Regions from separate parts of the Mus musculus genome. Here all the other regions are linked to region 1. The links are chromatin loops, found by intact Hi-C in ENCODE. Cell type or tissue: left cerebral cortex. All regions are shown on one strand. Each heading gives the region's core, and the rest is flanking DNA. Links, peaks and the distances in the headings are about the cores only.

The links. Hi-C counts contacts between places; a loop is a spot of excess contacts. Peaks named below come from ENCODE experiments on the same cell type or tissue, not always from the same donor. Only the 100,000 strongest peaks of a DNase experiment are listed, where the experiment ranks them.
Region 2: a loop joins it to region 1, with 4 times the contacts of the local background. A loop is called at or near these places in 8 of 42 quality-filtered maps.
Region 3: it touches region 1 in a loop (7-fold over the local background); 3 of 42 quality-filtered maps call a loop at or near these places.
Region 4: it touches region 1 in a loop (8-fold over the local background); 7 of 42 quality-filtered maps call a loop at or near these places.
Region 5: it touches region 1 in a loop (8-fold over the local background); 9 of 42 quality-filtered maps call a loop at or near these places.

The regions. Positions count from the first base shown.
Region 1 is chr6:41,601,981-41,607,942 of GRCm38, reverse strand. Ephb6 (Eph receptor B6) reads right to left here and starts at 2,432. Exons shown (of 18, transcript NM_001146351.2): 1 at 2,123-2,432. Gm27549 (a small nuclear RNA gene) reads left to right here and starts at 5,638; the gene lies at 5,638-5,699. In left cerebral cortex, for the core only: CTCF peaks have their summits at 1,657 and 3,450 (motif pointing left); DNase peaks (open chromatin) are centred at 2,528, 2,749, 3,220, 3,370 and 1 more place; H3K4me3 peaks cover 2,285 bases; H3K27ac peaks cover 2,094 bases.
Region 2 is chr6:42,274,447-42,280,408 of GRCm38, reverse strand. It overlaps Casp2 (caspase 2), which reads right to left. Exons shown (of 11, transcript NM_007610.2): 8 at 3,624-3,714; 9 at 483-632; 10 at 216-325; 11 at 1-63. Among named protein-coding and RNA genes, the nearest start is that of Clcn1, 9.3 kb to the left of the region's middle. In left cerebral cortex, for the core only: no CTCF peak of the experiment used is centred there; no DNase peak of the experiment used is centred there.
Region 3 is chr6:41,757,566-41,763,527 of GRCm38, reverse strand. No RefSeq gene overlaps it. Among named protein-coding and RNA genes, the nearest start is that of Olfr459, 12 kb to the left of the region's middle. In left cerebral cortex, for the core only: CTCF peaks have their summits at 1,638 (motif pointing left) and 3,502; DNase peaks (open chromatin) are centred at 1,626, 3,679 and 4,908; H3K27ac peaks cover 25 bases.
Region 4 is chr6:42,194,675-42,200,636 of GRCm38, reverse strand. No RefSeq gene overlaps it. Among named protein-coding and RNA genes, the nearest start is that of Tas2r144, 18 kb to the left of the region's middle. In left cerebral cortex, for the core only: a CTCF peak has its summit at 2,719 (motif pointing right); a DNase peak (open chromatin) is centred at 2,728.
Region 5 is chr6:42,262,054-42,268,015 of GRCm38, reverse strand. It overlaps Tmem139 (transmembrane protein 139), which reads right to left. Exons shown (of 3, transcript NM_175408.4): 2 at 4,511-4,772; 3 at 3,461-4,288. The coding sequence starts at 4,755. The coding sequence ends at 3,889. It overlaps Casp2 (caspase 2), which reads right to left and starts at 3,031. Exons shown (of 11, transcript NM_007610.2): 1 at 2,819-3,031; 2 at 367-517; 3 at 1-122. The coding sequence starts at 2,892. In left cerebral cortex, for the core only: CTCF peaks have their summits at 3,104 and 3,315; DNase peaks (open chromatin) are centred at 2,211 and 3,166; H3K4me3 peaks cover 2,565 bases; H3K27ac peaks cover 1,117 bases.

The DNA.
Region 1 (5,962 bases), core at 1,309-5,308:
GGTATGGTTAGCTGCTGTCCAGCAAGGATGGGGAGCGTTCCCAAAGCGAGGGACCAGTGGCTTTAGGTCCCTTGTGGTTGCTGAGCTGGTTTTCACACCTGTTAGCTGCAGGGTCAGCGTGGGAGGGGTCAGTACTATAGGCTAGTCCTCTGTCCTGTTCTGCAGCTGTTGAACACCCAGGAAATTCCAATATAATCCTTGTTCAGCTGACTGCTGCAGTCTCTACCCTTTAATCTGCACCCTGGAGATTCTCGGGTGAGCTCTCTCCGTGCTCTGGCCTTGTGCCTTGAAAAGGATCCCATGAGGCTTCAAGGCAGCCTTCAGGACAGACAGGGAGGAGGTAGCTATCATCTGACTCTTGACCTTCTGCTGACCAAATTGGAGGAGCCAATTTGTGGATTACCTACCCGAGGACAGTTCTATGTCCCTGGAGATCTCTGGCCTCCAAGAATGTACCCTAGAAGCATGCTGGCTCAAGCACTTGTACCTCCTACTCCCAGTCTTTGCAGACAAGAGAGGCATTTAAGATGCAAGCAATGTCTAGGTCTAGCCAGACAGCCATGGAAAATGAATCACGTTGGCTGTTCACTGACTGGGGTCATAACAGTGCTGGGAAAGAGTATGGGGGGGGGGAGGTTAGGGGCAAATATATGGGAGCAATGAGTCCTGAAAGGTGATGGGAGAAAGCCCTGGGGGCCTGGAGTAGTTCCTGAATCTGCAAATGACTGGTGGAGTATAAGGAAATGCACATGAGAGTCAGTAGACAGCAGCAAAACACAGAGCACTGAGTTTCAGGGGTCTAATGAAATGCTGTCCTTGCTATGGACCCTGCTCCATCTTCACTGGCTGTGAGCTGCTCTCTAGCAAGATGCTTCTGCTGAAGCACTGGGTGGGCATTGGGTAGAGGAAGGGGAACCAAGGCTTCCTGCATCTTCAGATGTTCCCATAGTCCTCCTACCTGCAGTGAGGCATGGAAGAATGATAGGAAACCATATGGACAGGTTCATGAGTCGGTGAAGAGCTGGGGAAAGGCTATCCCAGAGAATGGCCCTGCCTTTCTCATGCTCAGCCATCATGGCCTGTTATTCCCAGCACACTGGTAACTCCCTGGTCTTTATCATTCATCTTCTTGTACGATGAATGGGCCAATAGACTGGAGAAGACTCATCCATACGTCATTAGGTAGGTACACTGGGGCACTCATGGCAATCTTCCTTCAAGACAAAAGGCTCACAGCTTTCAAGGGTCCATAGTTGCTATGAGCAAGATTCAGTCCCTAAATGTCCTATTACTGGCTCAGCCTCCAAGGACTCTCAACAGCCCTACCAGTCACTCCCACTGGTCTCTCCTTTGAGAAGCATCATCTTCCCTTCCAGAGCCACCTGAGTCAAGTTCCCCTGATGGGTGGAGGGCCTGAGTTAACTGATTGGGAACAGGCTGGGCAGCACTTCTACATGGGCACTGCCAGGGATATTACAACATCAGCTATGCTGGTCCCCTGCCAGTTCCCCCAGGGATGGGAGGAGAGAGGGTGCCAGACGGCCAAGATCAGTGGGCAGGGGCAGAGGCAGGCTGGGCCAAGCACCCAGATGCATAGAGGGGGTGGAGCTGGGGCAGGAGCAAGCAGGATACTTTGTTTGCCACTGGAGGGGGCGTGCTTACGGTTGGGGCTCAAATTCCAAGCCTCTATTTCCAGGCTTAAGGGGGCTGTAGATGTCGATTGCCCCTTGCCCCTGCCAGCTCCACCCTGCAGCGAGGGGATTGGAGAGATGCCACAGGAGTCAGAGGCATGGACAAACCTTTTCTGAATGCTGGGAGCCTGACCTTTGTGAGGTTACCCCCCTCCCCACACACACACACCAAGTCACAGGCACAGGAGGGTCGATGGAAACGTGATGGAAGAATTTTAATACCCAGGACACACAGAATAAAGAGCATGGATGAAGGGGCAGTCTCTCAGAAACCTACTCTCGCCTTGGAGAGCTATACCCAGTACTCCCCCATAAAAGACCCCCATCCAGGGTGTGCATAGGCCCAGGCTAGAGAGATCCTCTACTTTGCAAACCTTAATCCCTTACTCTCCAGACACAGTACCCTCCGACCTCCCAAATCCCGGGCTCACCTTCCCGCCGGCCTCCAGCTCTGCAGGTCTGCGCCCCCCGAGGCCCCCGCGGTGGATCTGCACCTCGCAGATCTTTCCTAGCGTCGCGCGTGTCCTCTCTGGTCTGGGGACCTCGCTTCCCAGGGGCCCGCGTCTGCTCGCAGCTTAGAGTCTCTGGGATTCTGGGAGAGGACCCAAGGCTGCAAGCAGGGACTGCTCCCTAGGCGGGGCCCTGGGGAATCGTGCGGGGGCCGGTGTCACGATCGGAGTCGCTGAGCTGTGGTCTCGGGTTCGGACGCCCGCTGCTCCCCAGCGCTAGCTGGGCGAACGCAGCCGGGCCCGCCCCCTCTCGTCTCTCCCAGCCTGGCCCGCCCCTCTCCAGCCCCTTCAGCCGCTCTCGCTCTCCTCTTCCGGGAGCCGAGCCCGCCCTCTGGGCCTAGGACCCAAGTGCGCGGCGCCGGATCCCCAGCGGGGCGTGCAGTGGAGACGCTGGGCGCGCCTTGGGCCCGCCCGTGTGCCGAGGAGGGTCGGCCTCCTCCCGCAGGTCCTGGCGGGCGGAGGGGACGTGGGCAGGAGGACCGCACGAGTTAGGGTCCGGGAGGAGGCGGCCAGTGGGCGCCGCTGCGAGGCGTGTTTAAAACCCTGTAGCTCGCGCCCGAGCATCAGCGGAGCAAAGCGCTACTGGCTGGCAGCTGATGGCCAGGCTGAAGCCCAGGCGCTGCGCCTATGGCTCCTCCCTTTCTCTTCTTTAACTCTAGGAACTAAACCAGTGGGGCTTCTACTCTGGATTGAACTGAGGTGGGCGTGAGCAGAAAAAAGAAAAAAGAAAAAAAAAAAAAAAAAAAGGAGGAGGTGGAAGGAGAAACAAGTCTTGGGAGCACGGGAGGGCAGAACAACCAGAGACAGTGCAAGCGTCTGGGAAGGAAAAGGTCCCTGTGCTAGCTTCAGACTTGTATCTGTTTCTGTGCCTTGAATCTGGGTCAGCGATGGGGCCTCTGAATTGAACCTTCAACCGCCTCAAAGGCAGGGAAGCCTGGGGCGGAGTCCGGGAAGTCCGATGTCTGTGCCTGGCGCAGACCTGGCTTGGACAAGTCGCTGCACCCAGTCTAGGTGCCACCTCCCTGGCGCGCGCTCCGCAGAGTACCATCCCACAGTGATGAGAGGCCGTAGAAGGTCCACTCAGTCGGTACCTGGATGCAGGGGCGGAACAGAGCGAGCTTGCTACTAGGGAGAAGAGTTTCTACCCAGCCCTAACCATTTCTAAACTAGAGTACTGGTTTGTGGGGGTCTATTGTTTAGGTCCCGCGGAGCAGGGCTGCAGCCTTCGCACGAAGTGTTGCTACCACCTGCTGGTTCTTTGAGGGAGAACAGGTATCCTGTGAAATCTGCACACCCCTTCGCCCCTATTACCCTGTCCCATCTTATACCCCCTTTCACTTATTCAAAGGCATCCTTATGAAAGTACTAGCTAGCTGCTTATGGGCTGATCATAACTGGTACTTAAAGAACATTTAGAAACCAATGAAAATTGTGAAAGAGACTATGAGCCAACATGCACAAGAAACCAAACAATGAAACTCCTTGAGGTACTGCGAGAGAAACAGTCGTTAATGAATTGGCTGAATGAGTGATAGAAAGATAAAGACAAATAACGAGTCCCTACTTGGACAGGAGGTTGTTCGCTCATAATATCGAGGATCAATTAATAAGCCTGATTAAGTTTAATGACCTGCATTTGGACCTCATTAAAACTTCAATTACACTGGTGTGCCTATAACTCGTATTTCTTCCATTTGTTTCTAAGCTTTCTGATAAAGAGCTTTCTTTATTTGTGGTTAACTGTTTCCAATGCTTTCAACGACTGAAAAAAGGGGGGAGGCTGATCTTGCAACATCTTCATTATTAGACAATTCTACCATGTATCTATCATCACATCTATCTGGGCATCTATGTATTTCCTGTTACCATCTGGAATGCTGTTGGTGCTCTCATTAAACATATACCCTGTACCTCCAGCCTTTCCTACATGCCTGGAAACTTTAAAAAGTAAGAAAGTACATAAAGCATGTTTAAACATAGTCACAAAACCAAAATATAGATATTTCTTTATGAAGCCCAGAAATTCTAGCAAAACTTTGCATTGTGATTACAATAAAATCTTTGTTTTCTTTTTATTGTATGACATATTACAAATTCTGTTTCTATTAATTTAGACTTATGTAATCAGTCAATTTTTTTCTTGCTAAGAAAACATGAATGTGTCTGGTTTTCAAAAAAAACACTATTGTATCCAGGATGCATAGAAGATTCAATTTATTATTACAATTAGCCTTATATCCTAATCTACATGATTTCAAACCAAGTTTTTATATTTTATTTTATTGTGTATCAGTGTTTTGCCTGGATGTATGTATACACACTTGCTGAGTCCTGCCCAGGCAGGGAAGGGAAGGGAAAGGAAGACATCACAAGGTTCCTGCTGTAGCAGCCAACAGGGAGTGGGCCTCCATTAGTGTTGATGGTTGCTAGGTGTAAGGCTTGTTTGGACAGTATAATAATACATATATTTAACTTTATATATATCTATATAAAGTTGTATACTATATAGTATTTACATATATATGTACACACATATATATTCACATATACACACATATGTATACATATATAAATGTATATATATATATATATATATACACACACACATACATAATATATATATATATATGCTCCCCCACCAGGGGGAAAGTCTTTTCTGCCAAGGTTAATGATTCCATGATAATTAAGAACAGAACGATCCTAGGAAATGAGAATTTGTCTCTGTGACACTGAGACTTTCAAGACAGACCTTAAGGCTATGGCAAAGAACTCTGAAAAATGGGTTCAAGAGTGTATAATTTTGCACCTATGCAAAATATAAGGATGTAACATGAATTTATGAGGGCCTTCATGAACCTAAAAGAACAGAGGTAGCCGGTTTGTCAGACGGATATTTTGTTGTTTGTTGTTGTTGTTGTTGTTGTTGTTGTTTTTGAGACAGGGTTTCTCTGAGCAGCCCTAACAGAAGAATATTAAGGAGATAAAGAGACTAAGGGAAAGGTGACCTCAGGCCAAGATCCCACCCAGATAAACTTAGTGTTTATGCTTACAAAAGCAGATAGAATTCTGAGTTCAAGGTCAGCCTGGAATAGAGCAGCTTTAGGTCCAGGAATGGTGAGAGTGGTGATCTTGGGATCCACTCAGCTAGCTTATTATTTATGTTTACAAAGGCACACAGATTTCTGAATTCATTTGCTATGTTAAAAACAATGTATTTGCTGTTATATTTCAAGAATCAAGGGGCTAAGGTCATAAAATGCTGATTCATGGGATAATCAAAAGGGAACCTAGGGCAAATGACTGAATTGATATATACATCAAAGACTAGTCTTTGGTCTATAAAAGATGAACTGTCTGGAAAGCTATTGTAGTTCCTGTTTGAAATTTGTCTGGGAAGTTTTCTGACTTTGTTTGGAAAACCAAAAAACTAATTAGAGAGCTAACAGAGCTCTTGTAGAATTTTCCTAGCAAGTTTTCTGACTTTGGTCAGAAAACACAAGAATTTTTTTTTTAGCACTCTTTCTGACTTGGGTCAGAAAATAAATGAACTATCCAGAATGTGTTTAGAATTTTTCCTATCAAGAGAGAGCTGTCTTGAGCAGACTACAGAGCTGTCAGCTTACACTCATCACTGAATTCGAGGTTTTTTTTTCTTCCACCACTCCAAAACATTCCTTCCTCAGGATTTCCCTAACCAAGCCAAGGCTGGCCCTTGGCACACACTGTGAGTGTGCTTGGTGCCAGTGGTCAGAAGAGGGCATC
Region 2 (5,962 bases), core at 764-4,763, 670 kb before region 1:
CTTGCATCGGTGGAATTCTGTGCCAGGGGCATAGCCTTCACGCTCCTTGATAAGGGCATTCACCTGGGAAGGCAGAACCAATGGTCCAAAGTCCGAGATCACTTTGTGCTTCCATGTACAGGCCAACCAAAAGGGTAGATGAAAAAAGTGTGCAAGGCAAGAAGGCAACAGTATGGAGACGCAAAGGCTTGTGGAGGCAGCTGGAACGGACTTACCTTAACAAGCATGTCGGCCACGTGCATGTCACAAGCTCTTTCAGAGAACACCTGAGTGAGGGCCTCAATGTACCAGGAACCCCGTTTGGTGTTCCGCATGGCAGCATTACCTACAACCAGAGGTGTGAAGGTCATGGGCAAGCTTCACAAAGTCAGACTTCTAGTCCTTTTTCTACCCTCTCTAGTATGAAGTAGACTTCAGTATGAAGACAAAACAAAAGGAAATAAACCCCACATCCAGGACAGTCTAACCTTTTGCACTCTTACCTTTAAGGCAAGCATAGCCACATATCATGTCTGAGCGAGTAGGCAGTCTCATCTTCATCAACTCCTCTTTGCCAGCATCACTCTCCTCACATCCAGGGGATTGTGTGTGGTTCTTTCCATCTTGCTGGTCGACACCTCTATCTGTCTCATCTGCAAAAAGACCAACAGAAGAGACAAAAATGTTACTTTCTTCCATCTTTTATAGATCTGTCAAAGTCCCTACAATTGCGACTGAAGAGCCATTTTTAGCTGTTGCCTCCAACCTGTAGCTATAAAATTAAAAAAAAAAATTAAAAAGTTATTACTTTCTAAACATGTATCATTGCTGGAGGGGTAACTTCTAAAGGCCAGGCCCATGTACCTATATTCCTATTCAGCATTAAGTGCAAATGCAGTTAGGACAGTCGCATTAACTTGTTCAGTTAGCATAATGTACAGAAATTACACTCCCCCCGTATTAGACAATAAATTGTGGTATTTAGTCCTAGAAGAAAAAAACAAGTCTGCTTACTATTCATATTCTATATTAAAATTACAACCTTAAACTATGTTATCAGTTTAAAAAAATGAGAGTAGGTGTGATCAGAGGTTCTCACAGTGTTTTTCAAACTTCTAAAACTTTTCTTACTTGCTTACTAAGTTTGTAGACAAACTTAGAGAAGTTCAAAAATGGAAGAACTTAAAATTAGAAAAACAAATTTGAGTACTTTCTCCTAAAAAATGAACAAGCTGCTGTTTATTTTAGAGTTAGGAAGGACATAGCAGGCATATGTTTGTTACATATGTTTGACAGCGTGAACATCAACAGGTCAGCACATCAAACCCAAGATCACCTTTTCACAGGACGCCCTGCATGCAAGACAAACCAAAGCCTGAAGAATTTTGGGAAAAGGACCAAGATTCACTGACTCAATCACCCCCCCAGACAGGGTCTCTCTGTAGTCCTGGCTGTCCTGGAACTCACTCTCTAGACCAGGCTGGCCTCAAACTCAGAAATCCGCCTGCCTCTGCCTCTCAAGTGCTGGGATTAAAGGCGTGTGCCACCACGCCCGGCAAATTTTTTTTTTCTTAAAGTATTGTTCATGTACCTATCAGGCACTGTCTCTTACTAAGATCTAGGGGCACACTGAGTTAAACACTATGTTCTTATTGAGCTTATCCTTCTAGCTTGGGAGTCAATCATTGTATTTTGGAAAGACTGGCAAACTCGAACTTTTAGAGAAGCCTCAGCTTCATGTCATACTTTAATGGGCCTGATTTTAGACACTGGATTAAGTGCAACAAAAATTACTCCAGAAAAAGAGCAATTTCTTCCTCCAACTCCAGCACTACATACACTTCTGAGATAGGAAGAAAATGGTCTGCATTGTTGTTACTGCCATCTAGACCAGGCTAAGGATGTCCTTTAAGCGATGGAGAGCTTACCTCTTGCCTTCAAGTTTCAGGCATATTAATCAATAAACATTCTCCACCTTCTCTTCACAACTGCTTTCTACATCACTGCCCATTTCTAGACATACAATTCCTCTTTCACTCAAAACTTCTAAGTGCTACTGTGTGTGTACAGCAGTGCTCTGGGCCTAGAGAAACATCTATGAATGAAAAATGCTTGCCCTCCCTCACATGTTCTTTTCTTAGCGCAGCTCCCCTTCCACGGTAACGTTCCTGGAAAAATGCACCATATTAATTTCATAGTTAAGCTCACAAAGTATTATCCGTTAAAGCTCAAAATCTCAGCTATGACTAAAGGTTTGTAATTAGCTAGATTAACAGCTTACGATCAGCCACATCTCACTTCATCACTTATAGAGGTGCTTAGCCTTGTATATTTGAGCACGGCAAATATATTATATAGTTGGGGTGGGTGGATAATGCTAAATGGTGGCACACTATACACTTAGAAGATAAATTTTATAATGTTGTGTTTGTCATGTGTTCCATCCCTTTTCTGGGAAAGGCTCTCTTCACACCTGTATAAAGCATGTATGCACGGTTTAAGTTAAGTCTTTCTGCAGCTACAAAAGCCTTGTCAAATGAGCCTCAGACAAGATCACCTCATTGCTGCATACTCTTACTTGTACAGTTGCTATCACACAAATTTCATCCTGGCATGAGATTTAAACTCAAGATGCTCCACACACACTTGCTTTAACTTCCCTAGTAATCCATATACTAGCTAGACATTTCCTTCTGCTTCTGTGATGGAATTTACAGTCATTGCAAGACTTTAAAATACACTCTGCAGTGATACACAGGGAAACATTAGGGACCTGCATGTTTGGATAATACAAACTTTAACCCAGGGAGGATGCTGACCAGGTTGTAGCAGCTGTGACTGGCTTTCTTTCCACATTTACCCTGAAAGCTCTTAGGTGCCAATTTTGATAATCATCACAACAGCTTAAAGAAGTTGACTACACACAGTTTATAAGAAGGAAATAAAGTAGAGGGATGTGATGCGACTTCTCTAACTTTACATAATTATTAAGCAGTAGAGTCACAATCTGATTCCAAATTTAGATTCTTAATTACTACTGTTTTCCTCTAGATGAGAAGGAGGCCTATGTGTCTTCTGAGCCATGTTACACAGGCCTGGCTCTTAAAGGGGTAGAAGACACTGCATGCAAGAGGATCGAAGCAGCTCAGGAGAGTCCGAGGCAGACATGATGCAGACATGAGGTCTGTACTGTTCTCCTGCATGCTCCAAGAATGGTAAAGAAAGGAGGCAAGCGCATGGGAGCGTGAACATGGCACAGAGAGAAAATGCAAGGGTAAGAGAAGGAAGATTTGGAAGAGTCAAGCAGAAATCCTTAACTGGAATGAAAAACAATAAAAAGTACATTGCAGTTAATAAGCAGAGAAGAGCCAAGTTCTTAGGAAAAGAGCACACACTGATAAGAGATTCCTGACAGCCATGGAGGTGTAGAGAGCTGGTCAGACTGAGAGCCATGGGCTGCCCAAGTCCTAGCACACCCCATGCATTGGGAGACACTTACAGAGCAAGAGAGGCGGTGGCAGCAGTGAACAGAAGGAGGTGCCCAAGGGATCCAATAGCACCTGAGAGGAGCAAACAGGAAAGTGAGAGCTGGTGGAGGCTGCCCAGGAGCCACCACCCAGGTGCTGGTTTGCCAGGGCACTCACCTCCACGACATGCTTGGATGAAGAACATTTTTGGCTTGTTCTGTAGACTTGGACAGTTAGCATTGTCAAAAAGTCGAAAAACCTCTTGGAGCTACCAGAAACAAATAAGGGAGAGGGGAAGTTAGGTAGCCAGTGAGACCTCTTGAAGTCTAACACATACAAATTCAACCTTCATCTGAAAGGTAGGGAGATAGCTGATCTTGTCAACTGGACTAGATTTACAGTCACTTGGGAGATACACTTAGTTTATTTTTGAGGGTATTGAATTTCCAGAAAGAATTAACTGAGGAGGAAAGACCTGGAACCCAGACTGAAAGGGTTGGGGCAAAGAAAGCCAGACATGCCAGCATCTCTTCTTTTATGCTACACAATTTACCCAAATACAAGAAGCCTACTGCTCCTGTCTCCACTGGAGAGCTGGCTTCTTGCCACGGGGGCTTATATTGTCAAACAAGGAGCCAAAACAAACTGTTTCTCGTTAAGAATTTTTGGTCTCAGTCCAAGAAAACCAATACTGAAAACTTATGCCAGTTTGGGGTCAATACAGCCATAATCTTTCCACATGGTTCATAGGCCATTGGAACTAGTTTGTTGGAGGAATATGGGAGAATTAGAAGCTGCAGGCTAAAAAGCCCAGAATGCTCTAAGCAGGGCTTCAGGGGCAATTTTAGTGGGTTTTCAAGACACCCAAGTGTTAATTAAGAAAAATGAAGACACAGGCTAGGCTCAATAGATCCTAGAACAGATCAAGGACTTTAATGAGAACTCAGCTTGTGTCCTACTTTGGTGAGGAATTGGACGCAGTCGTCTATATTCTGAAAACTTGAGGTTGAATTTAAATAATGGACTAATTTATTTAGCAGAGTATATTTTACCATAACATTCAGGCTGTGTGACATGGGTCACCATAGTGACCTATTGCTCACTAAACTTACCCACCATTACAGTGAGTGAAGTGTACAGCATAAAGATATAAAAATGCACTTTCATGAAGAAAGGCCCTTGAGCTTGGTTAAAATGAAGGACAGGGTAGAAATTCTTTATTATTTACCAGAATGCCTCAGACTCTCAGGTGTCAAAGGCTCTAGGAAACTTGTCCTTGAGGATAACTAGAGCCCAGTCCCAGACATCATGGGAGAGAGTTCTATCACAGCCATTAAGGCAAAAATTGAACTCTACATTGGACAATGGGAAAGAGGGAAACTAGGGGAAAAGATCCCAATCAAGAGTTACAGGGTTGAGGGTACAAATTTCCATAAAACAGAGTACCTGAAAAATAATCTTTAGGTGTGTCCTAAAAAATAATAACAGAGTGCCTGAAAAAATAATCTTTAGGTGTCGCCTGGATACAGGCTACCCAGGGAAGTATTTTCCGAGGGTCAGCTAAAGCCAGAGGCTGCTGTAGCCGGGCTACATCTCAAGCTGGCAGCAGAGAAGGAGGTAGAATCAGAGACTTACACCAAGGCTCCAGAAAGCCAAGAGGCCAGGCAATGTGTAGCCTCAGTAAGGCTGGATCCCTGTATAGAACTCCTGAGTGGGTAAAACAGAAAGTGACTGCTAAGATGTAAACAAAGACATCATATATGGAGAAACCAGATACATGGGACCCCAGATACGGAAAGCTGTTGGCACCAAGTGAAGCAAAGAGGCCACATAAGCCACATGCCAAGCTGCAAGGAGCAAGATTTTCATGTTAGCTGGAGCAAACGCTGCAATGAAGAACCCCAGATGCTGAGCTGGGTTTGTCATTCACTCAGGGGCTTCAGGGCAGTTTCTGTCCACTTCATTTGTCCCATTGCTTACTTTCTGGAACAGAAATGTGTACTCTGCCACCGTATATTGAGTGTAACTGGTTCTCTGTTACAGGTTTTAACGCCAGACTCATAATACTTTAAATTTATACTTTTGATCAGTGTTGAAACAGCTAAAACTTAGAAGATTCTTAGAAATATATTTTTCACTATGAGATGCCCATTAAGTCTTAAAGAGAACCAGGGACAGGCTATGTTTAAAGGTGATCTGTTCAGGTGTCTTATTTAAAATCAAATGCATAATGAATCTGAAATGCTCCTGTGCTTGTTCTATTGTGTGGCTTCATTTCAGCCTTAGTTATGAACATGTAACATGTGTACTTGGCACTGCATGTTCCAGTAAAGCAGGCTTAAATACTTAGCTTAGATTCCTATAGTGTCTTTATTGGACAAAGAGTTTTGTCTTTAGCGAAGCTAATGGTCTAATTATAGAAAACACACTTTTAATACTTTTCTATCAGCATTTGTTAGCATAGACATATAAGATTGGAATTTTTGGACTGTACTGTTAGAAAGTTTGGTCTTAAA
Region 3 (5,962 bases), core at 1,006-5,005, 160 kb before region 1:
TTTCAGATTTTGAGTTGCCAATATGTGTTCAATGCTCTCTTATGCTGCTGTACAGTGAACAACTGATGCCCTAGTATCCTTGCTACACATTTGTTCTTGGTGCTGTGGTTTGTGTTTCTGCATCTCTTCATGTCTACCAAACACTCATCTATGTGTGTAAGAGGTAGTCATCAGATCAGTATGAAGTAGGCTTTGTGTTAGAAGATCTTGCTCAAATGTAGAGGAATAGAATGTGGATACATTTAAATTGGGCTTGGCTAAGCTAGGAAGTTTGCTACAATATAATATGTTCACAGTGGCCACAGGATGCTACTAATGTTAAGTAAATGTGTGGATATACAGAATGTGACTGACATGATGGAGAATAGAGAAAAGACGTTGGGCTGAACCTGAGATATTCAACTAGAATCTACTGTAGGGCAACTCTTATTTCTTTGGGTGCTGCTAGGTACAGTGACTAGAGATGATATGCAAAGACTTCTGCCTGAAGTAGTTTCTGCATTTAAAATGGCTTTAGAATCTATCTCATCATAAAATGGAGGATCGATAGTATTGTGTAGTACAAAGAATGACTCCCTCTAGAGCAGAACGGGAGATTTGAGGATATGAAAGGTGGATTCACAGAGGTTATATGAGTTAGTGAGGAATGGAATGAGGGCTTATGAGACAGCAAGAGCCCATGCAAACAAAATCCAGGGAGTATAAGCCTGGATGGCTTACAGTGGGACTGGAGAATAGGAGTGCCTGAGACTGCACAAGTGTGAACTTAGTGTGTCATGATTGTACATTGTCAGCATGGTTTCTAATACTCACAATGACTTGGTTAAGAAAAAATTTTGGTCTCCATTTTACAAATGGGAAATGGGGGCCTGGAAGTTAAGAAACACCTAAACACGAATTAAATTTAATTCAAGTGTGGCCAACACCAAAGCACATGTTGGTGCCTCCTAACCATTACCACTGCAACATGCTGACATATGCATGCACACACCAGGCATGGTCACATGTTAACTACCTGAGAGATGTCATCTGTTCTCTGACAAAACACCTTCTCTTTGGACATGTTATTGCTTTTGCAATTTTGCATTATCAAATATTTAAATGGATACAGATTATAACCTGTAACTGTGTGAAAGAGGGTGGCTCAGGATTTCTGACCATTGAGACAAGGAAACCTTCACTAAAGGATTTTGGTTGACACCCCCTTCTGTTATTTGCAGCCAGCCATGCTCTCTACCTCATACTAGTCCAGATTATCCTCCAATTTCCAAAGGCTCTCACAGTGTACACAAGCACTGTGAATGTTATGTCCATGTTAATATGTGGTGCACAGATGGACACAGTACACAGTGATGGAGAGACAAGAGACCTGAGACTAGACTGCTAAATTAGGATATGCCCAGAGCAAACCTGCTGTTTCTTTGGATGATGCCAATTACAGTGGCCAGAGGTGATATGAAAACACTTTGGCTGGAGGGAATTGCTGACACTAATATAATTTCCTCATGTTTATAAATTAGTTAACTGTAATAAATAATTATTGTTAGGGCCCATCTTCTAAAAAGCCAGAATCTACATGGGCACTTTGCCATCGCTCAGATCCCTGTCTTCCCAAAGGTGTGTCACCACTTCCACCTAGTGGTCACTATTAGTAATGCACACAGGATATCTGACCTCCCCTAGGCTGAACTGTCTGGAAGCTGTTAGGAAGAATGGGGCAGGGATTAGAGTAAATGTGCATTTCCAATGCTAGGGGAGCAAAAGAAAAAAAGAGAAGTGAGCACATTGGGGACACAAATTTTGAAAATTAAGAAGGATAAATTTCTGAAGCAATTTGAATTTCAAAAACTTGCTTCAGAGAAGTCCATGATTTTTTTCTCCTGTTTACATATAATTAATCAATTAATTGGTGTAAGTGTGTAAGCATGCCATGGCACACAAATAGAGATCAGAACAATTTTCAGCAGTTGTTTTTCTCCTACCATGTGAGTTCCAGGTCAAACTTAGGTCTTCAGTCTTGGTGAGCACCTTCAGCCATCTTTGTAGCCACATATGTCACTTTTTGAGAATGATAACAGTTATTTGTATGAGCCAGAAACTATGAATAGTTTTAAAATGAAGACTGTACTGAGCTACTGTCTGGAGAAAAATAAGTAGCAGAAGGTGTCTCATTGGTTCGTGTGGTAGCATAACCTTTCTCTGTGCGGCAAAAACCATACAGATGTGTCTTCTGATCTCCACCACAGCCATCTAAGTTAACCACCAGCAGTGGTCCAAAGTCATGGATTCTGCAAATGCAAATTCAACCACGCTCTGATGCAGAGCTCCCCTCCCGACAGTTGTATCTGTTCTGAGTACATGATGACTTCCTCTCATCACTGTTCCTGAAGAGCTATAGTATAACAGAAAGTGGGGAGCATCCCCCTCATAATACATATTAACTAGAGATGACTTAAAGTAACAGGGAAATAAAAATGGACATAGGAAGACATGTGTATGTCATATGCAAATACTACATCATTTTATATCAGAGATTTGAGTATTCATGGTTTTGCATCTACGGGAGACTTGGAACCAGTCTGCCAGAATTCAGTTATGGTCTGTCACATGTTATGAATAAAGAAAATAAGATAGACTCAAATAAAATCCTACATTCAAGCCCATTTATGAAGTAGAGGGCCAAGATGGGGTTCAAACTTGGTCGGACAACTCCTGATAGCACTCTGTTCACATGAGATTGCTTTTCTTTGATTCACATGTAATTATTTGTTTCAAGGATTATTCCATGTGTTTTGATGAATTATTAATAACTTTAAATGGTTTCCAAACAGTGCAAAAGTGGATGGAAAGCAGTTACTCTCCTGTCTCCTAACACTAATGGAGCCCCCTTTCCTTGAGGCTTGATCGGTCGTTCATGAGTTGCACACTTTTCTATAGTATCTCAGCAAGACTATGATAAAGAGATGTCAGCACAATGTCTCACACCTGCAATGCCAACTCTTGGGAGGCTGAGGCAGGAGGATGATGACTTTGAGGCACTCAGAGCTGGCTACCAAACAAATGCAAAAACAAAAATGATTCCATCTCCAATATTTAAAGAATTATAATTTTTATTTATGATAAAGTTACAGTGTGGATGAATTAAATTAAGCATCGAAATCAAAACTACCATGCATACCTAGACAAAGTTTTAAATTCAATCAGAATGGTTTTTAAAATAGACCATGTTAATTTATGATTCAGTTACTTGAAAGGTTTGGAGTTGCCACTAATGTAAGGCTTTAAAAATGACTGCTTCAATTTTCTCCCAAGCTCATTATATTCTCCAAACATCATTGCAAAGCTTCAAAAGCATTCGAAGCCTATCTCCCTTCTCTTTCTTTTATTAAAGATGCCCTTCTTATTCCCAGATCCTCTCTTGGTTATTAGATTGACTTGTAGCCAATCAAGTAAATTCAGCTAGGGACACATGACCTAAAGGGCGTCATCTCAATTCTCCAGTCCAGAGATCACTTGCAGTGATACCATACACAAGCTAGATGGCCATATCTTCAAAAAGTACACTTCAGTTTTAAAAATATGCCAAACTCTTTTCCACATGTTGTTTTGTGAGTACGAGTCCAGTTTTCACATGGACTGAATGTGAATCAGCTCCGTAGAGCTCAATTTTAAGTGCATTTTGCAAGAGGTCCCATTTTTAGCCAAGTCACAGCTGAGCTTTCCTGTTAGCTAATTAGTACTTGTTCTTAAATTGGGCAGCTCCAATTCAAGCTAGATGAGATGCAATTTATTTCTTCTCTACTCTTAAAACCATCTAAGCTGTAAAATTTATGTTACTCTGTTTTTCCTTTTGTCTACCAGAGGGTTAGTTTAGTTTCATTCTGAATAAGTCAATAGAACTCCTAAATTGCCACACAACCACCAAGTTATCTGCGGGGCTACACAATTTTGATGATCACCAAATTGGATAAACCCAAAGCACTGGAAGATACTTGTCTCTAAAGATTGCCATAATAGACTCAGCAGTTACAAGCACTTGTTCTTTTTGCAGAGGACCCGGGTTTCATTTCCAGCACCCACTTTATGGTTTTCAACTGTATGAAATACCAGCTTCATGGAATCCGATACCCTTTTCTGGCCTCTATAGGCACCAGGCACACATGTGATACAGAGACATACCTACATAATAGAATTACAAATAGAAAAGGTATTTTTCCTTCAACCACTGCCTTCAACATGCTTCATCAAATGTGCCTTGTCTTCCCTTGTGTGGCATTTAAGGCCCGTTCTGTCTGTATTGCACCTAATTCAATGAATATGTTCTTCCTTGACCACTAGTGCCCATTAATGTAGACACTGAAGGGGAACAAGAGTAGCATGTTCTATTATCCCTCATCATTATATTGTGGTCCTCCATTTGTATCCTGAATCCTATGACATCATGTCAGAGAAAAAGAGATGATGACTTTTTACTTACCTGGAATTCATTGTCTTTTCCTTAGCTGATGATGCCTTTGGGAGACAGACATTCAAATGACCTTCTCACAGCACAAGTTCATACAAGTGCATCTGCATTTTGCACTGCTTGCAATTACCTTCAACTCCTTCACTAGCTGTTCAAATGAAAGCTTTGCAACACTGAAGGCTCCTTATCTCAGTCGGGTAGTATGCTTGAAGGCGGGGGGGCATGGGTGCGGGCATGGGTGCTGATATGTATGTGGCAGGGGACAAGAAATCATCTGCCTTGCTAGTGCTGGGATTAAAGCTTATGCTACCACATCCAACTTTTTATTTGGGTTTTGAGAATCATAGTCTGGGCTTCATGCTTCAGGCAAGGATTTTGCTGACTGATCATCCTAGTTCAAGTGAGTAGTAGGGTGACCCACTTGGATGAAGACTCTTCAAGATGAGTCACCATAGTATTTGCATAATCCCTATTTCTGTATCAGCACAAAACTCTCCATCATCCTCCCTGGGAGAAGACAAGAGCCTTCTCCTTTTTTAGTCTGAGGATAGGTGTTCATTATTTCCTGGAACTTTCTTCATGTTGCTCTTTTGAGCCCACCAGGGTGGACGTGTAGAGTATAAGAGATTGCAGAGCTGATCTGTATAAGATACCCACACATATGAGCCTTGTGGAGATGCATTTTCATGTTAGCTCCTGTGAATTTCCTTTTTCCAGTAAGCATGCTTCTTAGCTCTTTGGCCTGCATGGGTGGAGAATTGAAGGTCAATAGACTGTCATGTTATCTTGCTGTATTTTCTCTGGAACTTTTTCTTCAGCATTTATTAGCACAAACATGTTTCCTGAGCCTTGACATTAGTGGTGTTCTAACAATGAAAAATGATCATTTTCAATTGTCCCTGTTGTGACCACAAAATGAGTAATGTTTCAGTGGCAGAAACCAGGCCAGGAGCAAGCTCAGAATCCTTTGATGCCCTTAGATTGAAAGCTTAATATGAGATTCAAAGTTCAGACAGAGCCAATGGTCCCATTAGGAGAACAAGGAAAAAGGTGTGACCCAGCAACAGGACCTGCGGCCTGCAAACAGAACACTAGGGAATTTCTAAGGGAACACTACCAGATACATGAATCCCTCTTTGCCAATAGTCATTTGTATCCTGTAAATTTACTCAAGGCAGGTCTACCCTGAGTCAGGATAGTTTCTCCAAGAAGCAAACACTAAGTAAACTCAAGAGTCTAGAAGATTCCCTAGGGAAATGTGGCAAGAGAAGTAGAAGAAATCCTAGAGTAGAGAAGGCAGATCTTGATGCAAATGTGAGACTGTTGTGAAAGAAAAGGTGGAATGATATTGCTGTTCTTCCTATGGGGGCCAATAAAAACAAATGAAGAAAAATAAAAGGTGAACTGGTCCATGGATCAGTATGAGACTCGAGGAAGACCTAACAAAATTAATCAAAGCCACTGTTCTTGAGTCTCTGTCACCCTTTTTGGCTGTCT
Region 4 (5,962 bases), core at 1,167-5,166, 590 kb before region 1:
CCACAATACAGTGTTAGAAAGAAGTGTAATTCCTAGACATATATTTCTATAAAAAGTAGAGAAAGAAAAGTAGACTCTAGAGGGGCATATGTTCCACTTTGTTCATTAATGAATATTTTTATGTGCATATTTGACAAAAGACATAATGAAAGAAAATAGTATAGCAGCCATTATGAAACAAACTACTACAGAAACAAAGACAAGAGACAAAAAAATGTGCAATCCAAATCTAGTGAGTGGAGAAGACTATTGAAATGTGAATAGATTTTTATCTTTATTGTTTATAAACTAAGCAGTTATGTGTCTAACTGAAATATCTTCCTGAAGCATGAAATTCATCACAGATAGCAAGTTGTGGAAATGCCTATTGAATGTAGTGGAAATTGTGTGCTCTATAAAGTTATTAATACGAGCAAATATGCATATGACCAGAAACACTGTTGTTAACATGCTAAATGACATTGCGGGAAGTCATGTTATTTAAATATGGCTAAGAAATTGAAAGATAAATTATGTAAAATGTTTGTTTTTTCATACTGTCCACGAGCATACTTAAAACACATTAATATAATAATTAGCTTTATTTCTTCACCATGGGTTGCAAATTTTTATGACTGGAAATATTTTGGACAGTGTGCTCATGACAGACACAACATTGGGAAGTACTTTAGTGGAAACTTTTGAACAGGTGAATATAAATTTGCGTGCCTTTATGATTTCTGGGATGTATGGAGTTAATACTGGACTTGTAATGAAGCGGGAGTTTTATGTGACAAGTTATATAAGGACACAGGCATTGCATATGCTCATTTGCATTATTCAACAGGCATTGCTTTTTGCTACAAGTTAAAAATGGAAGATGCCACAGACTTTGCTCACCACTTGCTCTCAGTCTCCTGTCCAAACTGAAGACACAGAGTTGGCAGTTAGATACATAGTACATGGTCCAGTCAGTTCACATAAGGCAGGAGGCTCTGTCACAGCAGAACAGAGGGACTGTTGTTGGTCTGCTGAGAGAAGTAATCTTACATCATCTGAGGGAGAAAATGTGCTTATGCTTAGCAGTAAAGATTTTTATCATACAATTGGTCTTTTGAGAGGGAAAACCCTGTGAATGTTTCCCTGAAAGTCAACCACAGTGGTTATAACACACTATGTGGAGATGCATCTGGCATTTTGTTTCTTTGTCCTTTTCTGCGTATGAGTTATTAGGAATGCTATTGAGGGCATGATAAAACCTGTGATAGTCTGAAAATAACTTCTCCAAAAGATTTATTGAGTTCAGATTTGTGGAGGCATTCTCGGTTGATCCCTGGTGTAATAGATGATGGGAAAATTAACGCAGTGATGACTGAAGGCTAAAGTCCTGCAAATGTTTTAACAAGTGTGGAAAGATTCACTTTGGAAAGTTGTGATGGTTAATGCTGATCATTCAATTGACAAGATCTAGAATTTTTGGAAGCAAACATTTAGGCATGCTTGTAAGGGAGTTTCTAGATTGGATTAATTGAGGTGTGAAGACTCACATTAACTGTAGGAAGTTCTATTCGATAGGGGGAGGTTTTAGAATGAACAAAGAAGTGAAAGACAGATGAGTACCAACATTTGCTCTTTCTGCTTCTGACTGTGCATCTACTGTGACCAGTCTCCCATGTCCCTACTGTCTTTCCTGCTTTTGTGGACTGTATTTCCCTCATATCAAGGATGAAATAAAGCTTTCCTTTCTTAAGTTGGATTTCTCAGGTATTTTTCCACAATGGGAGAGGTTGTGCTTTGTCCTGTAGTGACTTGATGTGTCATGGTGGGTTGGTACCTCCCTCTTCTCAGAGATGAAGAGAGAGATGGAGGAGGGGCCATGAGAAGGGGAACTGGAAGGAGCTGGGGTGTTGTGATTGGGATGTAAAGTGAATAAATAAGTTAATCAATGGAGAAATATTTCTTTTTAAATAATGTTTTAAATCACTCATCTGAAACATGTTTACATACCACATATTTTTGATTGTATTTAACTTGCAGTCTCCAACTCCCTTGGGCCCATCTAACATTATTTCTTCCCAAATTCAGATTTGTTTGTTTATTTTCCTTTGAGACTGGTTAGTGCTGACAATATGTGCATAGGTTTGGGGCTAGCCACTCGAGCATGGACAATGTATCAGTGGCCATAATCTAAAAGAAAAAGTAGCCCCCTACCCCCTGCAGCAGTAACTCCTCAGCTAGGAGTGAGGCTAGGTAGCCTCTCTAAATAAATGCTTAAAATTAAGGCCCAATAATTAGCTTTGTGAATAGTTCTTTTTCTTTGTTAAAATACATAGAGCTAGATATTGGCCTTGGTGAATAGTTTGTAACCAAGACTGAATTCTGAGTTTATGTTGCAATGCATTGATGGCATCGATGGAAATTAAAAAAAAATTCAGATTCAAAAACAAAAGGCAATTAACTATGAGAGAAATGTTAAAAGCCAAATATTTCCACTTTTAGTGTTCTATATATACTGAAATTATGACCATTGTTGTATGTACATACTTACATGGTCTTTGGCAAGCTGAAGTGGTTATTTTCCAGGTAGCTAGTTTGAATTTTCCTATATCACCCATAGATCTCCATGTCTTTGTTTTCTGCAGATTCAGAAGTCTTAAGTGACCTCGTCAATGCAAGTCTGGCACCTTCAAGGAGTTATGTAAATACTTAGCACTTTTCACCACGAGATGGAGCTGATGAATGAAGCTTTCTGTAAGTGGAGCAATTCCTTAGTTCATCCACTGGTGAGCAATCACGGTCTTTCTAAGTGAGAGCCTCTTGAGGGAAACCTCTATTTTAGGCAGTTGGCTAGGAGTTTTATCAATCTACCTTTTAGGGAGAGTTTTTTTTTTATTAGATATTTTCTTCATTTACATTTCAAATGCTATCCCCAAAGCCCCCTATATCCTTCCTCCATCCTGCTCCCCAACCCACTCACTCCTGCTTCCTGGCCCTGGCATTCCCCTGTACTGGGGCATATGATCTTCACAATACCAAGGGCCTCTCCTCCCATTGATGGCTGACTAAGCCATCCTCTGCTACATATGCAACTAGAGACACAGCTCTGGGGGATACTGGTTAGTTCATATCGTTGTTCCTCCTATAGGGTTGCAGACCCCTTTAGCTCCTTGGGTACTCTCTCTAGCTCCTACATTAGGGGCCCTGTGTTCCATCTAATAGATGACTGTGAGCATCCACTTCTGTATTTGCCAGGCATTGGCATAGACTCACAAGAGAGAGCTATGTCAGGGTTTAGGGAGAGTTCTTAAATTTTGTTATCATGGTCAGGATTATATATTTTCATCAAGTATCATCTTTTTTAATTATTATTTTATTTGTTTACATTTCAAATGTCCTCCTTCCTGGCTTCCCCTCTGCAACCTCCCATTGCATCCCTCCTCTCTTTTGCCTCTAGGAGGGTGCTCCCCCATCCACCAACCAATTCCCACCTCACCAGTCTAGCATTCCCTTACACTTGGGTATCAAGCCTCCATGGGACTAAGGGCCTCCCCTCCCACCTATGCCAGATAAGGCAATCCTCTGCTGCATATGTAGTTGGAGTCATGGGTCCCTCCATGTGTACTCTTTGATTGGTGGTTTAGTCTCTGGGAGCTTTGGGTGGTCTAGTTAGTTGATGTTCTTCCTATGGGGTTGCAATCCCCTTCAGCTCCTTCAGTCCGTCCCTAAACTCCATTGGGGTCCTTAGGCTCAGTCCCAAGGTTGGATGTGAGTATCTGCATCTGTATTGGTCAAGTGCTGGCAGAACCTTTCAGGGACAGCTATATCAGGCTCCTGCCAGCAAGTACTTCTTGGTATCAGCAATAGTGACTGCATATGGATTGATCCCTAGATGGGGTGGTCTCTGGATGGCCTTTCCTTCAGTCTCTGCTCCATTTTTTGTCCCTGTTTTTCCTTTAGATAGAAACAGTTATGGGTTAAAATTTTTGAGATGGGTGGGTAGTCCCATCCCTTTACTTCCTATCTACTGGAGATGGCCTCTAGGTTCTATCTCCCCTTTGTTGGATATTTTGGCTAATGCCATCTACGTTGGGTCCCGGGAATCTCTTGCTTCTCTGGCATTTGGGACTTTCTAGTGGCTACCCCTAGTTCCCCATCCTCCACTGATACTTTCTAGTGGCTACCCCTAGTTCCCCATCCTCCACTGATACCTATTTTTGTTCAATTTTCTGACCCTCTGGACGGCTCTCCTATCTCTTCCCGTACCTTATCCTGCCCTGATTTTCCTCTCCCCCCCCCTCTCTCCCGCACAGGTTCCTCCCTCCCTCTACCTTCTTTGATTATTTCGTTCCTCCTTCTAAGTAGGATTGAAGCATCCACACTTTGGTATTCCTTCTTAAGCTTCATATGGTCTGCGAGTTGTATCGTGGGTATTCTGAGCTTTTGGGCTAATAGACACTTATCAGTGAGTATAAACCATGTGTGTTCTTTTGTGACTGGGTTACCTTACCCAAGATGATATTTTCTAGTCCATTCATTTGCCTGTGAATTTCATGAAATCATTGTTTTTAATAGCTGAATAGTACTCCACTGTGTAAATGTACCACATTTCTTGCATCTATTCTTCTATTGAGGGACATCTGGGTTGTTTCCAGCTTCTGGCTATTTTAAATAAGGCTGCTGTGAACACAGTGGGGCATGTGTCCTTGTTATACATTGGAGCATGTTTTGGGTACATGTCCAGGAGTGGTATAATTGAGTCTTCAGGTAGAACTACTTCCAATTTTCTGAGGAACTTCCAGCTTGATTTCCAGAATGACTATAGTAGCCTGCAATCTCACCAGTAGTGGAGGAGTATTCCTCTTTCTCCACATCCTCACCATCATTTGCTGTCACCTGAATTTCTCATCTTAGCTGTTCTGATTAGTGTGAGGTGGAATCTCAGGGTTGTTTTGATTTCCATTTCTCTGATGACTAAGGATATTGAACATTTCTTTAGGTGATTCTTTGCTATTTGAGATTCCTCAGTTGATAATTCTTTATTTAGCTTTGTACCCCATTTTTAATAGAGTTATTTGTTTCTCTGGAGTCTAACTTATTGAGTTTTTTGTATATATTGGATATTAGTTATTTATTGGATGTAGGGTTGGTAAAGTTTTTTTCCCCAATCTGTATATTGCTGTTTGTCCTATTGACACTGTCCTTTACCTTACAGAAGCTTTTCAGTTATGTGAAATCCCATTTCTCAATAGTTGATCTTAGAGCCAGAGGCATTCCAATACTTTTCAGGCCTTCAAAGTATTATCTTTTAAAACAGAATAGTTATATTTATTTTTGAACAGTAATAACATCTCCAATTTCATAAGTGTAATACTTTCAAGCAAGTACAATTTTTATTTCTAGAGAAAATAGGAAACACAACAATAGAATAGTTGTCTCTGAACAGGTATAGCACTAGAGCCTTCTGTATAGGGTGAAAAAACTAAGAAGAGAATCACCTAAGTTCATAACCCATTGAAATAATTTTTGTATGTCAATGGGTAAGTTTTGACTGGGGTTTTCATATTTGTCTTTGGTCTATTAAAATTCTCTGCTGCTTCTTTACCAATGGCTAGTTACTTGCCTTTTAGGCTCCTTTTATTTATCCAGGAATTAGTTACATATTTCATTCAGGTAGTTATCTGTACTTAGGTAGAGTTGTACACAATGACTATTATTTTTCCACAAAGTTCAAGTCTCCTTCATAACATGAAAAGGCAGTGAATAACCATTATTTTGATGGAAATAAATAGTAAATGAGATGTAACTATTTTCCAAAAAAGAACCATTTACTTTTTGTGAATATGGGGACAGGGTGGGAGGGAGAGGAACTAGGGACTTTGGGAAGAAGACATGTTAGGTAAACAAGAGATAAGTAATTACAGTTGGCAACTCATGTCAATCAAAGTATTGATTTTTCTACAACTGTGTAGCAGCTATGTAATGG
Region 5 (5,962 bases), core at 1,047-5,046, 660 kb before region 1:
TCTTCCAAGTGACCCTGCCTGGTCTCCCGCAGGGCTTCACAGAAGGCATCAAAAGCCTGGGGTCCTCTCTTTGGCAGCAGGTTGAGGAGTTCCACATTCTGGCTGAAACTGCCCCCTTTGGCCTAAGGAACAGGAAAACAATACTAAATTATATTTATCTAGCTGTAATGCTATTTTTCCACGTGAGGTTCCTAGAGTAGCGTGCTCATTCATCTTTGCAATTCCTCTTTACAGAGTGAGAATGCACAGACAAGGTTTTCTATCAAACTCTCAAGCCGGACAAGGGCATTCCTCTTCCTCAGCACACCCTTCTCCAAGCCTGCCTCAGACCAGTTTATCTTCCTGGAGCCTTCCCCACCCAGATACCTGGATGAGCTCCCTCATTTCCAAAGTGATAATGTCCTTCTCTAGGAGGTGTTCTAACAGCTCGCTCAGCAGCAGCTGCTTGGCCAGCACCACTCGATTCTTTTTCAGTGTTTCCTGGTGGTCAGGATGCATTCCACACACTGCCAAAATCCTACAGAAAGAAGGCAGACACAGGGACTTTCAAGCGTAAGCCTGAACACAGAAGAGAAGTGGATAAAAAGCACACACAAGGCACATTTTGTTAAATCTCTTTACATCAGAATGTACTATGCAGTAATATGCTGACCCTAAGGACATAAGGTATAATTCTCTAGAGAATGTTTGCATCAGACTATCTGAGATAATGATCTGATTAGGAGAGCAAAGAGCCAACTTGGTCAAATTAATATAAAGAAGCACAAACACATCCAAGAGAAGAAACACTTCTCTGACAGACAAGCTTTAGTGTTCAGAAAACATGACATACTTTTTATCTTAGAAATCGAACCTAAGTTGAAAATGATCTTAGGACAGGAATAAAGTAATAAAAACCTAAAGCTAACACCCATATCTCTAAGACACACACACTTGCTCTAGATGGCTCACATAAATATCAAAAATATCTTACATTTCCATGATAAACTAATACTAAAAAGTGATCAAAAATCCTACAAGGTATGGGTAAGTGAAACTGAGTGAAAGCCACAGAAGGTAGATACTAATGGTGAACACGGTATAAATTGTAATCACAAGGACAGTGTAAGCAATGGTTAAATTATCTTGGTAATTTAGTTCCCAGCAATAAATGTATTTAAAAGATTCCATAGTTTTTCCTCTCAAATTTGTAAAGAGACCTGCTTATGCTCAAGAATGGTGAATACCATTTCCAATATACATCCTTTATGTGTCCAATGAATCTCCCTGATCTTATTTAGTATGAAAAAATGCTTAAGTCTGATGACAATGGAGTGACAGTGTAACAGTTGACTTTATACATCAGAGATTTTTAGATGAATCCCGATTTCAATGCAGGTAAAATATAGGAGCACAAGTAAGCACCTTCAATCACTGAAATACCACGCACTGGTCGAATGCCCCTTGTATAAAGGCTCCTTTAAGTCCTTTCAGGCCACAGTTAGATGGAAAAATAGGGTCCTGAGAAACTGCATTAGCAAGAGGTATTGACGCAGAGTAAATATTCAGAATGTACCTGCTATTTCAAAATTCACTAGAATTTTAACTGAGGTTTTAAAATTCATGCTCTACATGAATTTAAAACCTCAGTTAAGAATCACCTTACAAGACAACACAGTAATGGGGATAAATACAGGACCTTGGTTAAATTAAAATGAATACAGCAGCTGTTAGCTGGGTTTATCATTAGGTATATAATGAATGGTAGAGCAGAGTTCTTAGGTCATTAGGAAGATCCATTTCTTAAGCGGCTTCATTTCCTCGACTTCCACTCTACTGCTCTCTCCAGTTTCAGTTGGCTAGCCATGTTCCGGTTTCCTGTAGAGGGCACCTGACCTCTCCCCCAACACCTCATTCTCTTTGACAGGACTAGACCAGGAGACCAAACTCATTTTCAGTTTCTGATTCTCTTGCCTCAGGCATCAGGATGCCAGGATTACAGCCTTGTAGCCTTTAAATGCTGGCCCTGCACTAGGACACCCTTGCAAAAAAATAAAGGGGAGGGGGCTTTTCTCTAGACAATTGCATCCTCAGGTACAATTTACTGACTCCAGTTCTAAATCCTCTTATGTCCCAGGCTTGAATTTTTAACGAAGCAGTCGTCACCGTGTTTTATCTGAGGCTCCACCTACTCCGCACACCTGCCACTTCCTTTTATCTCAAACTACCAGGCTTAAAATATGAACTTTCCCGAAGTTTCCAGTCACCTGGAATTTTAGGGCACCCATGAAAAGTGGAATGGAGAAAAAGAACACCGAGAGGTTTCTAACGCTTTGATTCCGTGTCCTGTAAGAGTTCCCGTTTCTATATTAATGTTAGAGGTCTGGACAGGAAACAATAAAATTGTGTCGTCCTGTGCAATGTTTTCATCGAAACTGACGGAGGAGGCGGAGAAACGGGAACCATCTAATCCTCTCAAAGGATTCAAATCCCCCAAACCTGTGTGGAACTCTCTGACAAACATCTATTATATGAGAAAGCAGTGCAGGGCACGAGATAGTCAATCCAAGTCAAATGCGCCCAAGGCCGAGCTGCGAAGTCTCTGGTTTTTAAAGAGAAATGAGTTTAAGTCCTCAGCTAAGAACTGGAAGGAAAAGCCGGAGCATCTCTGGAAAAGGTGAGATGCCGCAGGCGAGAAGTAGCGCGGGACGGACAAGATCGCTCTCATAGACTCCTCTGCGCTGGACAAAGGGAGGCTGCTGCAGCCCCTGTACACGCGGCACCAGGCCAAGAAGCCGCGCCGCTCGCCTGGCCGCCTCCCCTCCTCTGCCCTCCTCACCTGCTCCTCCTGTCAGCCGCCATCAGCCCCTTCCTGTGCAGGGAGGACTGCGACCTCCCGCTCGGCGCCGCCATTTCCAGCTTTTCCCGGGCTGCACACGCACCACCCACAAAACAAACAAACGCTGGGCCGCGCCAGCCCCCGCATCCCTCCCCCAGCCTCCCACCGCGCCGCGCTTGCGCACGGCTCCGCCCGACGCCAGCAAGCCCCACCCACGCCGGGACATGCGCAAGCGCACACTGCTCGCTGAGGCTCGCACAGCCCAATGGGAAGAGAGGAGGCGCTAGAAGGAACGGGAAGGGGCGGGAAAAGAGCGAGGGTTCTCCTACTCGGGGACCTGATTGGCTATCGATTCCCGCGGAAACCGCAGCCCCCTCCCCTGGTTCCTCCGACCCCTCCTGAAGTAACTACAAGAGACCAAAGGGGCTGGGCTTCCCTTGTTATCCTTGTTCGCCTTGAACTTCCAGGGCCAGGATGCAGGGAAGACGGAAAGCACTAGGAGGCGCTCTTCTCCCAGGCTGGGGCAGCTCGTGGTCGCGCTTTTCCTACACAAGTGTCCTCTCATTCTCTTATCTACCAGTTGACAAGGCTATAAAGTAATGCGGATTGCCTGCTTGGTATTGAAAACAGGAGGCACTGGAATTGGAATTTGATTCGAGTTATTTTTATGTTTTTACTAGCATCCCGTTCTTGTGCAAACTATTCAGCTCCCCTCAACCTTAGAAGCTCTCATTATCTTGGTAGGTAATACCCCATCAGGAATCTCAGGGAGACTTGGTGTCTACAATAGAAGAAACACAGCAGTCACTCAGAGGTATCCCTCCAGCTTCTCTTGGTAACTTATCTCTTTCTCATCTTCCACCTTACTCTGGAAATACTGGTCATCAGATAGGTTCCAGAATGTTTCCAGAAGAATCTAGGTGTGCCATTTATCTGTGAACGACATGCCACAGCCCGACTCCCCGCTGCTTTGAAGGCCTCGATTGTGATGTCCGGGTAAAACCAGTTTCTGATCCAATAGACACTAGGAAATGCTGGGCAAATGAGTGCACAGGTTCTGAGGGCACCACTTAGGGAAGTATCCATTTATCTTCATAGAAAACACTGTCATCATCAGCATGAGCAAAACTGATTTCATAGGCAGGAGGTGGAGTACTAGGCTCCAGTTTGGGGGCCACTCTCATGCTTTGCAGATCAGGAGCAGTGGCCACAACTCGTGGACCCCTAAGTCGAAGAATTCTTCCAGGGTTTCCTCTGGCAGTCATTGTCCCCTCTGAGCCCACTCGCCTTTTCAGACTGCCTGTGCTGGGACTGTCTGGTTGGCTAGGCTGTGCCCCCTCAACTCCTGGGGATATTATGATACTGCTGTAAGGGGGTGGTTGCTCCAGCTCTTGGAGGTGGCTCTGTGGTTGTGAATCCATCACCTCTACAGCCTGTTCATAGGTTGGCACCTCAAAAGCTCCATTGTCTCTGTGGGAGAAGAAATATGGTCGTTAGTGGGTACCTGAAAGAAGACCCCCTTTTTCTGTTCCACCATTCTTGCAAAAGACCTCTCTATTGTCTGCTGACCATTGCTCTTAATGATACCAGTGACAGAGGAAAGCAGAGTCTATGCTTAAGAAAGGATGGGCACAGAGGGAACGAGGGCCTTGCGTGTCTTCCCGTCATCCTGCCCATCTCCCATCGACTCACTGCGCTTGGCCTGAGGCCTCTGGATTCTCAGTCTGCCTGGAGCTTGGCATCGATCGGGAGCATCGTTCCATAACACAGGCCAGGAGGCAAGCAACAAAGCAAAAGCCAGCCAAGCAGAGGAAGAAGTAAGCAACAGGGGCGACATCAGACTGTATGACCAGTAAAGCCAGCCCCAGGAGGAGGGAGGCACTGCTCAGGAAGAGAAATGGCTGCTTCAGTTTCCCCAACAACTGTCTTGGCACCATGGCCCCTCCCAGGGCACCTGCAGAAAGACACACAGTTGTGTGTTAGCTAGTGATCAGCACTGCAGTAGTGCCAGACCCCAAAGTAAAAGTATTATGCTCTTCTATTTGGATTCCCAGTGTTCAATTCAGTCTGAAACAAATGATCTTCAGGGCCTCTGGCAGCTCCATTATTGTCTCCTATTATTATAGGTTATTGCTTTGGAAAGCTGGGAAATTAGTTCAGTTCTGATTCTCAACTCGCAGATGAACAGATGAACGTAGTGTTTCATAGCGCTGCCTGCATTCTTTGCTCTCTCTCTCTCTTCCCTGAAGTCTCTGTTTTAGCTCCCAACTACACCATGCTGGATCCAGGGCCAGCCACCTTACCTGTGAAGAATAAAAAAATAATAATGACTGCCCTGAGAACATGGGCCCCAGCCCCTGGCCAGATGGCCTAATTCCCCTTATAAAGCCTGCTGGAAAATAGGGTCGTGGTCGGACTCCTCTACCCCTGCGTGGTGTATGGGTCTCGACCTCAGCATGCTGGTTTGTGTGCCATTAAAACCTCGTGTGTTTGCAGCAAGCTTGACTGTTGTGACTTTCTGGGCTCTCGATTCCTGAGACTGGAGTGAGGGTCTCCCTTCAGGGGTTCCTTCACCTGTGGCCTCAGTGCACACAGGAATCTCTGGAATCCATATGATGGACCAAGCTTTGCCCTTTTCCTGGTTAGGTCAGACCTCTATTTTTCTCTTCCCAGCCAGAGGGCCCCCAATATGACTCTAGGAAGAGTACTACTCATCACTTACCAGTCAGCCTGAGCGTTTGCTGTCAGCCACAGTTGAGCCAGCCCATGCTCTGGATGGAGGAAAATGTGAACCCAGACACAACAAGGCCACAGGGATACCAAGTAAGTGGGGAAGAATCTTAGAAAGGCCTAGAGCAACCACGAGTGGTCATAATGTGACTTTTCTACACCCCACGTAGAGTCCTGACCTAAGCCTCCTCCTGTAAATCACTCATCTCAGATTTCAAGTGTCCTGCCAGCACGGAGGCTGGAGAGTTGATAAGAAAAGGGACACCTTTTCTCTCAGAAAACAGCAACAGTCAATCTCAAGACAGCTCACACCAGGTAAACACCCTGCCAGTTTCCTGAACTCAGTGTTGCAAGAATTCGCAGACCCTCTCCGCCCACACCAGCCCGACTCCCACGGCCTGCGCCCCGCCCCTT